Regions from separate parts of the Homo sapiens genome. Here region 2 is linked to region 1. Evidence: chromatin loops called from intact Hi-C (ENCODE). Cell type or tissue: Caco-2. All regions are shown on one strand. Each heading gives the region's core, and the rest is flanking DNA. Links, peaks and the distances in the headings are about the cores only.

Evidence for each region. Peaks named below come from ENCODE experiments on the same cell type or tissue, not always from the same donor. Only the 100,000 strongest peaks of a DNase experiment are listed, where the experiment ranks them.
Region 2: a loop joins it to region 1, with 2.5 times the contacts of the local background. A loop is called at or near these places in 2 of 110 quality-filtered maps.

The regions. Positions count from the first base shown.
Region 1 is chr4:121,066,654-121,074,990 of GRCh38, reverse strand. NDNF (neuron derived neurotrophic factor) reads left to right here and starts at 2,456. Exons shown (of 4, transcript NM_024574.4): 1 at 2,456-2,998. NDNF-AS1 (NDNF antisense RNA 1) reads right to left here and starts at 3,629. Exons shown (of 3, transcript NR_187407.1): 1 at 3,411-3,629; 2 at 1,127-1,241. In Caco-2, for the core only: a CTCF peak has its summit at 3,572; DNase peaks (open chromatin) are centred at 830, 1,110, 2,440, 3,460 and 1 weaker place; H3K4me3 peaks cover 3,314 bases; H3K27me3 peaks cover 411 bases.
Region 2 is chr4:121,002,361-121,010,697 of GRCh38, reverse strand. No RefSeq gene overlaps it. Among named protein-coding and RNA genes, the nearest start is that of NDNF-AS1, 65 kb to the left of the region's middle. In Caco-2, for the core only: no CTCF peak of the experiment used is centred there; a DNase peak (open chromatin) is centred at 4,397.

The DNA.
Region 1 (8,337 bases), core at 47-8,046:
TCTGCCTCTTTCTACCCTGGTCACTAGCCCTGTCCTCCCTTGGCTTCATTGGTCCTACTCTGTTGCCCTTCTTCTCTGGTGTTCATCCCTTTCTTTTGCAGGGTCCTCTTCCTTCATCCATGTCTAAGACATTGGTGTCTGCCATGTCCCATCCTAAGTCTTCTCTTCCTGGCTGCCTTACTCCTCCCCCATGCTTGCCAGACACCTGAATGTATCCTTCCAGCTCCTGTCTACCCTCCTAGGAACTTTCCTTTTGGCTGCCTAAATGGCAGGGCACTCAGATGTCACAGAGGCACCCCCAACTCCACAAGTTTAAGACAGAACTCATTACATTCCTCCTAAAACTGCTCCTCTCTGTGTGTTTCTCTTGGCTAGTGGCACCATCCCTGCCTTAGCGCACCAGCCAGAAAACTGGGAGTCAGTCTAGACTCTCTTCTCTCCATTACCCTCTATGTCCAATCAATCACTAAGCCTTGTCTATTCTATTTCCTAAATATCTCTAGAGCTGTCCTAACCTCCCAAACAGCATTTCTGCTGCCTTGGTTCAGACCTAATTTTTCCTCTGGAAATAACCTCACTGTGATCTCTCTTCTATTTGTCTTGCACAGTGAAACCAGAGGAAACCTTCTAAAACACATTATCTAATAATACTTACAAACCTTAGAATCTGTCCTAGCTTAACACCTTTAACAGTTTCCCAACTACTCACCACCTCCAGGCAAGTTCTGGCTCCTTACACCCAGAGAGCCTTGTGTGGCTTGGCCTTGCTTACTTCACCTGCAGTCTAGCCGCACCTAGTCTCCTAGTTTCCAGGACACACCATGTACTTTGACACTTTCCTAACCTCTTCACTTGCTTCTGTTTGTGGAATGCCCTCCCCCCTCCACCACATCCTTGTTGGCCTTGTATTTCTTCCTTGTCTTTCAGAACTCTACACTGAAATCTCTACCAAGAGAAGCTTCTGAAGGGGAGTTAGCTGTTTCCTTTTCCATGCTTCCACAGGACCAGGTACCTGCACTTATTATAGTGCTAATCACATTTTCATTTATGCCTCTGTCTCCTCACCAGGCGGTGAGTTCCTTAAAGGCAGCACCATCACCTCTAAATCTCAGCACATAAGACATACCTGGTACACAGCAGGGACTTCGTAAGCTTTGTTAATGAATGACCCAGGGATCTGCTCTAGATCGTATCTCCTAAGTGGAGATACAATGAGGACTTTTCTCACCTCATTGTCTCATCTGCAAAAAATATGCTTGCACAGTGATCTGAAATGTCCTTTTCAGTGTTTAAAAATTTTACAAAACTATTTTATGTCGTGTAAACGGTTTTATAAATCCATTTCCTGCAGTGTTTTCATCTAGGAACCACAAAACTTTAGGAGCTGCATTGGTCCACCCTCTGTGACCAACTGTTTAGCAAAAAAGATCATAGTTCTTAATATGACCGGGATAAGGCTGATTTTCATCCTACCTACCTTAATTTCATTGTGGCAATAACAGAACTAGTGTTTTCAATACTGACACTATATCTTAATAAATAATTATATATTATTAGAACTTATATAAAACCAGGTTTGCTGGAAATCAGGTTCTCAGTTGCAAAAATGAGATCACCAAATCATTCGGTACTTTTTTTTTCTTGGTTTTCCTAAGCCCAGGCCAGGTTGCTAATTAGGTAACTTTTTATCATAATTACCTAGTCAGCCTTAATGGCTTCACACACTCTGCTCCGTTTCACTGGTCCTGTAGGGCCGCTTTTTCAATTGTTAAAACAGCTGCTGAGTTTCAAATCGGAGGAGGCTCGGTCTGCGCCGAGGGGGAAGCGCTCCCTGAGTGAAGGCTGTGATAGGCAGGCGTTCGGGTGAAAAGTGGGACATGAATGCACAGTTTGCACACTCTGCTTTCCGCCTCCAACCACCAACCTTCTGGATTTAACACGTCCCCCTCCCTGCCCCCAGATCAACCCCAGAGTTTCCCTCTATTGTGCACCCCGGTCTGCTTGACAGTGTGATGGTCCCGCGTGCGCGTCTCCTGGGTTTTGCAGCTTTGTCGGGGGCTCGGTGGGCCTCCTTCATTCTCCCCGAGTGGCGCTAAGGTTAGGACAGCAGCGTGTCCCTCGCGATGCCGCCCGCGAGGGTCCTGTTTGGGGAGCGCTGGGTCGCTGAGCAGGGTGGTGTGTGTGTGAGAGAAAGAGAGGGAGGGAGGGCTACAGGGAGAGAGAAAAGGAGGGAGAGGGTGTCTGTGTGTGAGTGTGTGTATGTGTATGAGTGTGTGTGTGTGTGTGTGTGTGTGCGTGCGCGCTGGCGCGCAGCGGGAGGGAGAGAAGGAGGGACGGAGGGGGAGGCAACGGGCAGAGGAGGGAGGGGGCGGGCGGGCAGCGGTGAGGCGGGAGGGGTTAGGGCTGGGAGGGGAAGAGACTCCGGGCTTCAGCAGTGACACTCGGGAGCGAACACACACTCCCCACTTCCAGCCGCGAGAGAGTGGAGCTAACTGAGCAGCGCACCCGCCACGGCCGCTGCCGCCCCGTGCGCCCGGCTCTCCCAGCACCCCGCGCGGCGCTCCAGCCAGGCGCCTGTGCGACTAGCGGCGGCCGGCGAAGCCCGCGCCAGCCCCGCGGGTCGCTGCGGCATCCTCCCGCCGCCCAGCCCCCGCACGCTCCCTGCAGTTTAAAAGGACCTCCCGCCGCTTCTCGGCGCTGCCCCGGGATTCCCCAGCCCCGCGCGGCTCCCTACTCCACTTCGCAGCAACTTCGGCGACCGCGCGCCGCCCGCCCTCGCCCGCCTTTGAAGTTTGCTGTGCCGACCGCAAAGTTGGGACACTTCAGCGGATTGAATTTTTCTCTTTTATCTGCCTCCGTCCCCGCCCTCCAGGCTTCTCGTTCCTGGATATTGGTGCTTAGCATCTTGGCAGGGTCCGGGGACGTGGACTATTTCGCACACCACACCACGGGGAGGGATTTTTTTCTATTTTCCCTACGAAAAACAGATCTTTTTAAGGTAAGTGGGGAGAGGAAAGCAATGCCCCAGAGACCCGACGCCTTAGCCCGCCACCCTGAGACCTAGCACAAGGAGCGTTCACGCCCGAAGGGTCATCCGAGATGGGGGCTCGAGGCACGCGCCCCCAAATCTTCAAGGCCCAAGAAGCTTCTCAAGGGCGCCCTATCCGTAGGAGCTGAGGGCATGAGGGGCAGGAGCAGGTTTCCCTCGTTTTTTTTTTTTTATTGTTGTTGTTGTTTGTTTGTTTGTTTGTTTTTAATTTAGCTGCTTTCGAAGCTGGGCGGCCCGGAGAGATGTGAGGAGGTGGACAGACAGCGCAAGGGCGGGGAAGACCTGGGACCCGGGAGCTCGGGGTGCAGTGGGGTCTGGGGAGCCGCGGAGCCTTTATCCCGGACTTAGCCTGGACACTTACTTTGCCCGCCTGCCAAGAGGGCTGTTGCCTCCCTTTCCAGGTTCATGCCCTCCGCCCGCCGCTAGGGAAAGTCTGCGGGACTGGGGTTTTGCAGAGGGCGTCTGCGTGTAGGGCGAAAAGCTAGAGGTCCAGGCAGCGCACGAGTTCTTGGTGGGCGTCTGGGAGCTGCGCAGCCGGGGCCGGGAGTTCGGTTGGCCCGACCCCCAACCGCTCTGGCTCCTCATTTGTCCTCTGCGTGGTAGGCGAGCATCGTTATAGAAACTTCCTTGGGCTGAGCGAGGTGGCCTGGGACCGGCTCATACTTTCTTCCGGAGAGCAGAGCGGCCACCGAGGTGACGCCCCCTACGGCCCCAGCCAGGAGACTCGGCTTCGTGCCCTCGTCCTGTCTGTGCGTGAGTTGGGGTTCGCTCTCACCCGCGCTACCTTTCTAACTGAGCGGAGTCGCCGCGGCCCCGATAACCTAGGAGTCCGAACGAGTGATTGCAGGTCCCAGCTGTTTTCTTGGAGGCACTTTGCAAACTGCTGAATTTGGAGTGCGGTTTCGTTGCATTGTGCGCTCTCGGTTCACCTTTCTGCCCGCACCCTATCCCAGGCCCAGGCGTGAGAGCTCCCGGCAGTTCCCCGGACCCGCCCCGCATCAGCTCCTCGGAGTTTGCCGCGGGCACCTCTACGCTGTCTCTGAGCTGTCCCTCCGGCCAAGTTGCGGTTCCCCTCCTGGCCCCCTTCGGGGCGCTGTCCATTTCTTGCTCTTGGGTACGGGTGGCTCCCTAAAACCAAGACCTTGAGCGGGAAATGAACCTGAGTGTATGTCTGGGTTTTGTTGTTGTTGTTATGTTTTTTCCTTCTTTTCTTTAAATTTATTTACAGAGTTCTTTTTAGCAACTTTGTTGGGTTGATAAATTTGCTTCTCATCTGTCGATCCCGCTAAATCACAAAGAAGAGTTTATTTTTTCATTTAGTTGCTGCTTTCCCCAAACACACTACCCTCTCTTTCCCCCCTCCACCCCTCCTCCTGCTGCCTCGCTTCCTGAACCCTTTTTCTTTTCTGACGGAGGGAATCTCCGCACCTCCTCCTCTCCTCCTCCCACCCGGTCCCTGAGCGCCTGTGAGAACCAGGGGAGTCATCAATGGAAATAAATAGGACTCCGCTCCATTCTCCGCCCCCTTCAAACAAGTAAAATCCTCCCTGGGTTCGGAGAAGTAGAGATAAAACATCCCTCCCAAGGGAGCGGTTGCAGGGGATTTGATGGGATTGAATTGTTTTATTATCTTGAAAGAAGTGATGGATGGATCCGAGAGGGAATATGTATATAAAGCAGAGTGTAGTGAGGGCGATCGGTATGATTATTCATTATTGTTTGTTAAGAGTGATAATAAGGCCGCAACCTTCGCTCAGACTGTGTTTATACTGGGGTTTGAGTTTATGTCAGTCTCTTATTACAGTGGTTTCAGAAAGTGAAAACACCAAAACCGTATTAATTCTTCAGTCATTCTGCATATGGGATTAATCAAATGTCAAAAAAGATACTGTCGTTTTACCACAGTTTTAATCTATGATCTTTTAGAAGGTTGCACTCTTATAAAATGTCATTTGCCTCCATCTGTCTTCTTAAAGTTTAAAAAACTTGGCAACATAATTAATTATGGTCCCAATTCCCATTTTCAATCTAAACCTATATTCAGGATTATATTAAAATACCCCATCATTTATTCCTCAGAAGTGACTCTTATGAGTTTAAACTCTTGGAGGGGAGAGAGGGACAACTGGGAATGAGGGGCCTAGGAGTTAGATAAATTAGTACTATTTCAGATTTCTCTAAAAATTCCTTTACTTCTTCCTTTAGAGAAAGAAATTACAAGGTCCTTCTCTGCACAGTTCATCACTTCAGTGAATGCCCTTAATCTTTACCACACACTTGAAACATAACAGCTTGCAGCCTTGTCTGCATTATTGCTTTCATTTTTGTGTCAGGACATTTTATTCATTAAACCTGTATGTCAAAGACTTAGGCTTAGTGTGGCAGTAACACTCTGTTTTAATTAGTAACTATCATAAAAAAGAAGCTAGAACTCTGTAATAGGCCTAAATTGCTATGAATTATGTTTGGTTTAAATTACGCATTTATTTCAGCAGAAATGAAACCATGAATATAAAACATCTTTTAATCACTTGCAGATACAGCTTTTATCTCTTAGGATGTAACAAAATATGTAATTGAAAAATATCCTTCTAAGGACAAGAGAAGCCCCCACCCTCAGCTTATTTGTCCTGGGTCTGTTTAACATTCATATGGTGAAGTATGAATGTTAAAGAGTAAAGACTATTGTCACAACATTGCCAATACCAGGTCGATGGAATGCTACCTTGGAAATAGCCACAGTAGGTCAGTCGTCAGCTTAATGTAGAGACTTTTCTAGTTGGCTGCGTGAACCTTGTTGTTTCAGATTTTAGTTTTCTCACTTGGATTTATCGACCAGACTCTGTTGTGGAAGGGAGAAAAATGTATTTTAAAACTCTAACAAATTATTTGACATGAAGGGGAGAAAAGTAGAAATAAAGTGTATCTCTTCTCTTCCTATATTTATTTCTATAGCAATTCTCTTCAGCCTATCTAGAGGTCAGAATTTTTACTTTAAAACTGAATGTGTTTTTGTTGTCGTCGTTAGGACTTATCATTTTGGTATGATGGATGAGCAGATATTGGAAATGGAATAATGATGACTGAATCAACCGAGAGCATAGGAACAGAGTGTGAATTACACATCATATGTGCTAATTAAGATTATTTTAATCTCCTTTCCTTAGTTTCTCCATGATAAGGTGGTCGATAGTGACCAAGTAGTGCTCTCTCTCTCTCTCTCTGTCTCACTTTTTTGCTACCTGCCTTCTTGTCAGGTCTTGCTTTGGGGACCTATACACCTATAGTAGCAGCTGAACCTTGCCAGTCAGTGGCCATCAGCTAATCACTTGGAAGAAAATATGTCTCATAGTCATCTGTATTGGGTCAAAGGCAGGGATACCCAATATAACCAACAAAATAGTTCAACTAATTCATTTGACCCTGAAATAATATCTAGAACCTCTAAATGTTTATTTTAGAATGATTATTCTAAAGAACACAATTTATTCTTCCCCTGTGGGCTCATAATCATTTAATAGAAGCCACAGCGTGGTTGATAGTAAATAGTAAACCCCACAAAATCTTTGCTTTGAAAGCTGATTTTAAAATCAAATCCTCCAGGATTTAAATACTCTATTTTAAAATACTTTGCATTTTATTCCCTGAAGTTAGGATAAATTCTGCTGTATTTTTCCACTGTATTACAAATGTAACATTACGTGACACTCAGCATGCATGCAGTCAAGCTTCCATGTTAATTTCCTCCTAGAAAAAAAAAGTAAATACTTTGCTGCTGTTGTTAAAAAATAATCATGTAGTATGAGACAGAAAAACAAGAATGCTAATACTTTATTGTATCACATGGTGGTATGTTGACCATAAACTCAGTTATATTTTTGTTGAAAATCACACCATTTCAGTGTAAGTCTGTTTGCTTGGCTGTGTGTATTTCACGTATTTCTTGCCTCTTCTGAGATGACACCTGGCATTTGCTGTACCAGTGCCTAAGCCAGTGCCAAAAGCAGGTGTATCCTTGGCTGCTTCCTTCCTAAACACACAACCCAAAGAAGCAATATCCACACCTTTCCCCTTCCTTCTGGTACTTTACTAAAAACTGCAAACCAACAAACACATGAATTTTAGTCTTTTGAAATATTTGGAAAACATGTAATATATAATGTTAATTCCCCCAATAAAAAAAGTTGTGGCTTGTTTTGATTTTAAAAATTAAGGGTAACAAATTTGATCAATGTGGTATAAAAGCAAACTAGCAAAATGGTCTGTAGATTTTTCACTTTGGGATAAAGAGACAAATTTGGCCACAGAACAGCTGGGTATTTGGCCCTATTACAATGCCAATTTTTTTCAAGGAACTCATTGAGTTAACTTTGATTTAAACTTCACTTTAAAGTCCACAAACCTCAAGTTTATGAGAAAAGTATAGAAACTTTCAAGATATATGTCATCATTCTTTCAATAACTTCCATATCCTTTGGAAACTGATTTATTTTAGTAAGTTAGTTAATAGGTCTTGGTTTTCGCTTGTTAATTTTTTCTGTAACAAATTTGAACATGACACATTTAATATTTTATATATTTCTCTGAAGTATTTATTTTTAGCTTCACTTATGAAAACTCTAAAATGAATCTTTTCTTTAAAAAAATGTGGCTAGAGGTAGTAGTATAAATGTATAATTTATCAAATGTCTCTTTTAATTCTTCTTTTAAAATAATTTGCCGTCTTTTTTATAGTTAAAAGAAAAACTTTTTTAGGAATAATGGTAAGGTTATATAAAGTTTGGAGAGTACTCAATAAAAATATGATTACGCGTGATTGGGAATCAACTCATTTGAGTGGAACTCTTAGACACTGCCTCCACAGCGTGGAGACTTTTAAATATAAAAACCAAATTATAAAAACAATTCACAACATGCATGCACGTTTGCTTTCTAATTGGAATGATTTCAGCTAATATCACAAATAGTGGTGACCAGCTGAAGTAAATGGAGACTGTACAAGTTTCTGTCAGTGTTTCTTCTCTCTAAGCGGAAATCAAGGTAAACACCCTCTTCTTCCAGCTGTGTGCTCTGAGAACATATATTCCACAATCTAAAAACATAGCCAAAAATATGGACTATATTCAAATATGTGTTTTATCAACAACTGAAAATCACCATATCTTGTCTTCTGAGGCAATGCTGTTATATACACAGATGTAGATAGAATATGAGCCTGAAATTTAACATTTTCTAAAATAAGCAGTAAAATCTGAACTCATAATTAGACCTCTAAAATATGACATCTT
Region 2 (8,337 bases), core at 149-8,148, 64 kb after region 1:
TGTGTGACATATATTCTGGCTACTTATAGCTTCATTATCTCAACAGCAAAAGACCAGAAACAGCCCAGTAGTCTACCAACAGAGGACTAGTTAAAAGAAAAAGTATAAACTATTTGTACAATGGATCGACATGACCATTATAAAGAATGAATCATCTCTACAGCCTAGGAAATTCCTAGTGCAGTTACCAAAAGGAATCCTAGGCCTTTTAAGGATATCTGGATATTGGAGCCCAGGATGCTGAATTCTGCTGAGATCACTGAACCTTTTTCCTGGGAAACTAGACTAAAGAAGGCCCCTTTCTTTTTTGTTTAGCTATTACAAACCCTTTTGTCTTTTTATACCCAATGTTCTGGGCAGGCAATAGAATACTGTCTCAACTACAGGGAAACAATCAGAAACCCATTTTTTATTTCAGTCCATTGGCCAATGCATATCTACCCTGTGTAAAAGATGTGGTAGCAGAGCTTGTGAAAGCTTCAGCTGACAAGGTTCTATTGTCTCTACCAATGTGATGATTCCTCATAATGTGCAGATTCAGCATTCCTCAGCTAGATACCTTACTTCCTATGAAATTGTTACTTTCCCCTTTAAAGATCTCTATCGGTTGCTATAACACCAGGTACCCAGCAACTCTCATTTTTTTACCTAAGGAAGGAAAATCTCATTATTTATTGTTTGACCTCTGTGGGAGAATTTTCTGGAAACACCCCTGGACAATCCTGATTTAATTTTGTTTGTACCTAAAAATAAGAAATGGAAAATGATAAGCAGGCTATCACAAATCTAAATTCACAACTGAAATCTGAGCTTCTACCAAAAAGTTAAATCAGCCAAATGGCTGAATTTATCACGCCTCTGAGACAGCCAAGTAACAAGAGTTAAAGAGCAAATGTTTGTACAGACAGTAAGTATGCTTGTAAGGTGGTCTATGATGTGGTAATGCTTTAGAATAAAAGAGGTTTCCTGTTCTCTGCGGATACTTACATAAAAATGAAAACAAATTAAGCTTTTACCCATAATAAAAGTAGAGACTCATTCAAAGCATAATGATCCAGAATCCTATGATAATGACCTAACTGGCCTATGCTAAACAAGCAGCATTTACTAAAATGATTGTACCCATCACCTCCCAAATAGGAAAAACTCTGGAGTGATTCAAAGATGCTATCATTAATTGCCAAAGATAAGCCCCTGATTCAGATGGAAAGCATTAGGGGAGGTCAGAATGCACATTACTTAAAGATAATATGGTGTTATAAAACTGTTGTCTGATCATAACAAATTATCTTCTGGAGTTTAGCAAAAATGCTTTGTTATTTTACCTAAATTGTTACCTAAATAAGTTAACCTAAATTAACATAACAAAATTGGACATGATATTGAAACATCATTACCTGGGTAATTTTAAGAGTCTTGCCAAAGATGTTTCCAGTGTATATCTTACTTGCCAACAGCCTAATCCTGCCAAGACTGAAAAGAAGGTTCCAAGTCCCTTTGAATACCTTCAACCCCAATCATTCCCATGACAGGACAATAAATATCTTTTAGTTATTGTTTGCTTATTCTCAAGATGGATTGAGGCTTTTTCTTGCTGGAGGGAAAAGCTGTGATGGTAGTGAAAAAGTTATTTGATTTTTTTGTTTGTTTGCTTCTGACATGGGGAAATGTAACCCTTCACTTCAGTGACAGGGCACACATTTCCCTGGGACTCTTCTTAATGCACTTTGCAAAGCCTTAGGTTTTACTAAGAGAAATTTCATCCTCAATATTCAGAAAAAGTAGAGAAAATAAATGAAACTCTAAAACTGAACTAAGCAATGCATCCAGGTGTCTTCAACTTTTTCTGGCCTAAGGTATTTCCTAAGCTTTAATGACATTAAAATCAACTCTTTCTGGCATCCATCAGCTTTCACCTTATAAATTAATAAGAGGCCATCCCATGTATCTAGGAATTACACCTTTAATCTCTGTTGCAATACTTGCAATCCAAGTATTGCAATGGATTAATGCATATACCCAGTCTTATCTACAGCAAGTACAAGTGGCCTGCCCATAACATCACACTAAACAGAACCTAAGTAAGATTTGTTCCTCTGAAATAAGACCACCCACAAACCTTGATAAAAAGACCTTACCAGGTATTATCAACAGTAGTACCATGGTAAACTCCTAAGGCATTGTTTTTGGATCTATGTTCTCTAATTTAAAAAAAATTCAAACCATCTTACCTGGACAATTGGACATCTATTTTATTGGGAGAGCTTCAGCCAAGAATTCTTAAGAATCTTTCAAAGACAGAAAATAGAGCAAGTTTTCTAACCAAAGATCTTTCGATCAAGCTGAGGAAAGCACAAAGTAGACAGCTTCCATCTAAAATGCTGAAACAAGATTATTTATCTAATATATTTCCTATCCTACTTATCGTTCTGTATTGTTAATCTTACTTGTTATTGTACTTCAGTGAACCCTAGAAATTACTCAAAAAGGTTTATCAATGTTTTTTACACATGTTAATCATTTTCAGAAAGCTAACCTTCCATAGCCTTCCTTTATCACCAAAGAAAAGAGAATCTAATGAAATACTGAATTTGTCACTGCCCTACCTGATCCTGCTAACAAAAATTTAATGGCTGTTCAGTTGAAACATCAGAAGGCATATTTCCTTTCACAGGTCCCTTTAGGTACATGAGTTTTCCTCACATTATCAAGCCAATCTTCAGCTTTAGGGAAATTGGACCCTGACTACAAATCAACACTTCTACTGAAATCTATAATATATAGCCCTGTCAGTGGCATTGACCTCACCAGGGTCAAAAGCAAATATTGTGCTATCCTTTCTGGCTTCAGCAGTAGTCAGTCTGTTACTTTTTCTTTTTTTTCTTTTTTTTTCAAGGATTCTCCAGCCTCTTTGCAGGAACTATTTCTTCCACTCAATAAATGTGCCAGCCAGTGCCGGGGACTGGTAATCAACTCACTGCTATTATGATAATCTGTGCTTTCCTAGAATCCTACTTTTTTTATTTCAGTAGTTTTTGGGGTACAGGTGGTGTTTGCTTAAATGGATAAGTTCTTTAGTGGTGATTTTTGAGATTTTAGTGCACCTGTCACCCAAGCAGTGTACACTATACCCCCCAATGTGTAGTCTTTTATCCTTCATCCCCTTCCCAACATATATCCTCCCAATTCCCCAAAGTTCATCATATCACTCTTACGCCTTTGTGTCCTCAAAGCTTAGCTCCCACTTATAAGTGAGAACACACAATATTTGGTTATCCATTACTGTGTTATTTCACTTGTTTATTTTATTTTATGACAGAGTCTTGCATAGTCACCCAAGCTGGAGTGCAGTGGTGCGATCTTGGCTCACTGCAATCTCCACCTCCCCGGTTTAAGTGGTTCTCGTGCGTCAGCCTCCCAAGTACTTGGGACTACTGGAGTGTACCACCATGCCCAGTTAATTTTTTGGAGAGACGGGGTTTCACCATGTTGGCCAGGCTGGTCTCAAACTTCTGCCCTCAAGTGATCCACCCACCTCAGCCTCCCAAAGTGCTGGGATCACTTGGGATCAAGTGCAGGTAGATCACTTGAGGTCAGGAGTTCGCGACCAGCCTGGCCAATATGGTGAAACCCCCCGTCTCTACTAAAAATACAAAAATTAGCTGGGCATGGGGGCACGAGCCTGTAATCCTAGCTACTAGGGAGGCTGAGGCAGGAGAATCATTTGAACCCAGGAGGTGGAGGTTGCCATGAGCCAAAATCATGCCCCTACACTCCAGCCTGGGTGACAGAGTGAGACTCTGCCTTTAAAAAAAAATGCTGGATGCAATTAAGTTAATTGATGGCCTACTAAGGAATTGCAACCAATGTTTGTTGCATACTGTGCTCTCCCATGTGACATTTTAGTCATATATATACGGTTGTATAAAAATTTTGCTTTACAAAAATTTTTAGACAACATCCTGTCTACTTCATAATGCCATTCATCCTGACGGCAGATTATATGATCAAGGAATCCCAGTTCTTCTCAGTCATTTAAGGTTTAGACTGAGTCACTTCTTTCTCCCTAAGAAAATGCCAAAGTTACAAGTATTCTAAGTTTTACATACAGAACATCATAGCATCATAGGAGGGCATTTATATCCTATAATGAACTCATCTTATATGAACCATGTTGTGTCTATAGCTCCAGAGTCATCACCTCTCCTCATGGAACAGAGATTCGCATGTCCCTACCTTGTTTATTTGGGGGATGTGGAAACTACACTAGGTGTGCAGCCTCTTCCCGTGGAAGAGCCAGTTCTACTGTCCTGCTCGGTATTGGCACAGGGAAAACTCCAAGGCAGCTGTTCACACCCAAATTCCAGATAGAACACAAGTTTCTTCTGCTCTCAGATAGTCGATATTTTACTGATTTATTGCCCCAACTCTGCAGACTTTAGCCCAGGGATGGGGATAGCTTGTGCTGAAACACTCATCAAAGACTAACTCTTACTTTACCTCTCATGCCCTCTTTCCTCATCTCAGCACTAGAGATATTTTTGTTTCATTTTTAGCCATAAAATTGCCTCATACCATCATATAATCTTTCAAAAATACACTTTAGGGAACAAACTTTGAGCTGATTATTCTCAAAAACAACAGGCCTTTCACACTTAGAAACCTTTTCTTTCAAGTTCTTATCTCACCCCAGAGTTTAACATCCATCTAGAATTTAAGAGTTGAGGGTTGTCTTTTGTTTGCTGGCTTTCTGTCCTGGCCTGACTAACTTTTTCCGAAGCAATAGCTTTCTCAGCCTTACATCCTATGACAGAGAATGTATTACCTGAAACATAATATGATGGAATTTTAAAATATAGGCTCACCATTTCAGAACTACCTATAGTAAAATATTTTTAATCTCACCATATGATATGAGTCATTCTCAGTGGATTCTTCTTTTTTCATTATACATTAAGTATACCGAGCCTCATGTATAAATATATCCCTTAATTATACTATCATGTACAGTACAACTGAGCACCCCTTCATGCTCACAAGTGGGGAAAATCAGATATACCATGCCTCCTTACAGCATCTATTTTAAGGTGTATTTATATTTGTATAGGTTAGAGATTATAGACCTATCATATGCCCAGATTCATGAGGTTTTCTGTGAAAGTCTTATATAAAAGAATGATATCCTGCCTCCAAATCAGTTAAAAACTAAAGGGAGGATAAGCACATTAGTAGATTATGAGAACAAAAACAAAGAGAAAGCCATAAAAATGTACAAGTGCTATCAGTGCATTCTTTTAAAGGAGGGATGAGGACTCACATACCCTGGTTGGTATCAAAGTTTTCATGAAAGGGGTGGTCTTTGAAAGACAGAGAAGAGAGACGTTTGTGGTGCGGAGACCAGTATAGGATGACTCAGAAGGGAATATTGACTAGAATAGCAAGTAAGTAAGCAACGTGGATTGCTGCAATTTATCATTCATGTAAGTCAGCGAGCACATTGATAAGATGGGAAGAGAGAAACAGCCCAGAGGGAATCAACAATAGGAGTAGTCCATGGTGTCAACACTTGCAAGAAGATGAGCACAGGAGGAAATATTTTTGTTTAATGGAGCCATATTGACCTTTAAAAATACAATTTCTCCAGCCTGGGCAACATAGCGAGACTTTGTCTACAAATAAAATAAAATAAAACAAAATAGCAGGGTGTGGTGGCACACACCTGTAGTCTCAACTACTCAGGAGGCTGAGGTAGGAGAATCACTTGAACCCAGGAGTTCAAGACTGCAGTGAGCTATGGTTGTGCTACTGTGCTCCAGCCTGGGCAACAGAGGCAGGCCCTATCTCAAATAATAAAGATAATAAATTTAAATATTTTTTTAAAATACAATTTCTTACTATCTATATGTATCTGTGTTTCTATATGTATCTGTGTTTCTATATGCATCCCATAATATCATGTTGTAAACCTCAAATATATACATTTACTTTTTTAAAATAATAAATAAAATTCAAAATAAGAAAAAATACAATTTTAGATGATGAGTAGGCATGAAAAGCAGATTACAGCAGGATAAAGAGGGAAGGGTAAGTATACTAACATAGTAATGTTACAGGATAGTACAGAGATATTAAGAGATAGTATGAGGGAGCCTAAGGATCAGTAAATAAAAACATTTTGTCTGTTTATTTGGGTTTTGTAGTACATGGTATATAAAAGTATGTTGTCAAAAGAAATGGAACCAGCAGAGAAGGTGTTGTGGGATCTTTGGGGGTCACTTTTCAGGCTGGAAACCACTGTGGTCAGTGGCATCTTTTCCCAAGTGTTGCTAGGGCCCGCTGGGCTTGTTCTCCCCACTCAGTCTGGCAGGCTATGCTCAGCTCATGCTACCACCCTGGATCCCATACCTCCACGGGAGACTACAAGTCAGGTGTGGAACAGTGAGGGGTGTGTGAGCGTGGGGTCCAGCCACTGTGCAGTCAGACATGTCAACTGCTGCCACAGGGTGGGCAGCTCCAGGTGTTTGCATGGGCACCAGTTCTCTGTGAGGCTGCAGCTGGACTAAGCATACCACAAGCAGCTTCCCCAGCTGGCACCAGGGAACATGGTGACACCAAGACGCTTGGAGATACCAGGAACCACAGGGCCCCAAAGAGGAAGTCACAGTCCTGGCTCAGGGAGCTCCAGGTCTGGGATCTCCGAAGGGCCACAGCTCTTCTCTCCTTCTCTTCACCCACATGGTGGCTAGCAAGGGGCATGTCTCAGCCCTGTTTGTGTTATAGCTCTTTCAGCATTGCCATTCGGCAGGTCCCAAGTTCTTGTCCTATGACCAGGAAGAATGAGGTAAGCAGACAAGTGGAGAATGAGCAAGACAAAGAGGAGCTTTATTGAATAGTAGAACAGCTCAGAGGAGACCCACAGGGGGTAGCTCCCTTCTGCAGCCACAGTGTCCCTAGGAGTGTTCAGCCTACTCATCATCTAAAGTTGTATTCTTTTCTTCTTTTGAATTTTATTTTATTATTTCAAAAAAGTAGGTTGTATTGTGTCTTTTTTTTGTTTTTTTAAACAGGGTCTCACTCTGTTGCTCTGGCTGGAGTGCAGTGGTGCGATCTCAGCTCACCACAATCTGTGCCTCCTGGGTTCAAGTGATCCTCCCACATCAGCCTCCCAAGTAGCTGGGACTACAGGTGTGCACCACCACACCTGACTCATTTTTTATTTTTTGTAAAGTCTGTCTTGCCTGTGCACCACCACACCTGACTCATTTTTTATTTTTTGTAAAGTCTGTCTTGCCATGTTGCCCAGGCTGGTGTCGAACTCCTGGATTCAAGTGATCTTGCCATCTCAGCCTCCTAAATTGTTGGGATTACAAATGTGAGCTCCACACCTTGCTTGTGGACATAGTCTTGATTTCTCTTGGTAAAGACCTAGAAGTAGAACTGCTAGATCATGATGTAAGTATATGTTTACTTCATAAGGAACTGCTAAAAAGTTTTCCAAAGTGGTTATATCATGCTACACTCACACAGGAAATCTATAGAGGGCCGGGTGCTCCATGTACCAAAATTTAATATTGAGAATATTACATTAGCCATTTGGTGGGTATGTAGTTGTACCACATTTAAGTATCTCTTTTTGTGCTAATTGGCCATTCATACATTTTATTTGCAAAGTATCTGTACAAAACTCTGGCCTATATTTTATTGGGTTGATTGTGTTCATATAAGAATAGTACTATATTATATTAAGAATATTATATTATTCTTATATAACATATATATCCTTTGTCAGATATAGGTATTGTGAATATTTTCTCTCAGTATGTGCCTTATATTTCTGTATTCATAATTTGTCCGTGGTGGGTTTAAAATATCTCCACAAATTCTTTTATATTTATTCCTTTAAGAAATGGAGCCTGATCTCCTTCTCTGGAAGTTGGGCTGTACTTGGGGAAGAAAAGTGAAAGTGATGGTGTGCACCTTTGGAGAATGGATCACACTCCACCCTTCTTCTCTCTTATTAGTGTGAGCATCTCTATTCACCACCCTCCTTCTTGAGCCAAGACTTAGTGCGGGGTAATGTTACTGCAATCAGCTTCTGGATATTGATCTGGGAAATCCTTTTTCTCTGTCCAAATGAGTAAAGAGCACTAGACCTTTACTTTTCCCAAAGAGTATACCTCCCCTATCTTGTATCAGGGACTAGGTCTACCCAGATATTTGTGATAATTTAGTATATAGAGAATTTGGCCATCTCGCCAGTCTTCTCCTCTATCTCTCTCTCTAACTTTCTCTCTCTCTCTTTCTCTCCCTCTCTGTCTGTTTCTCTCTCTATCTTTC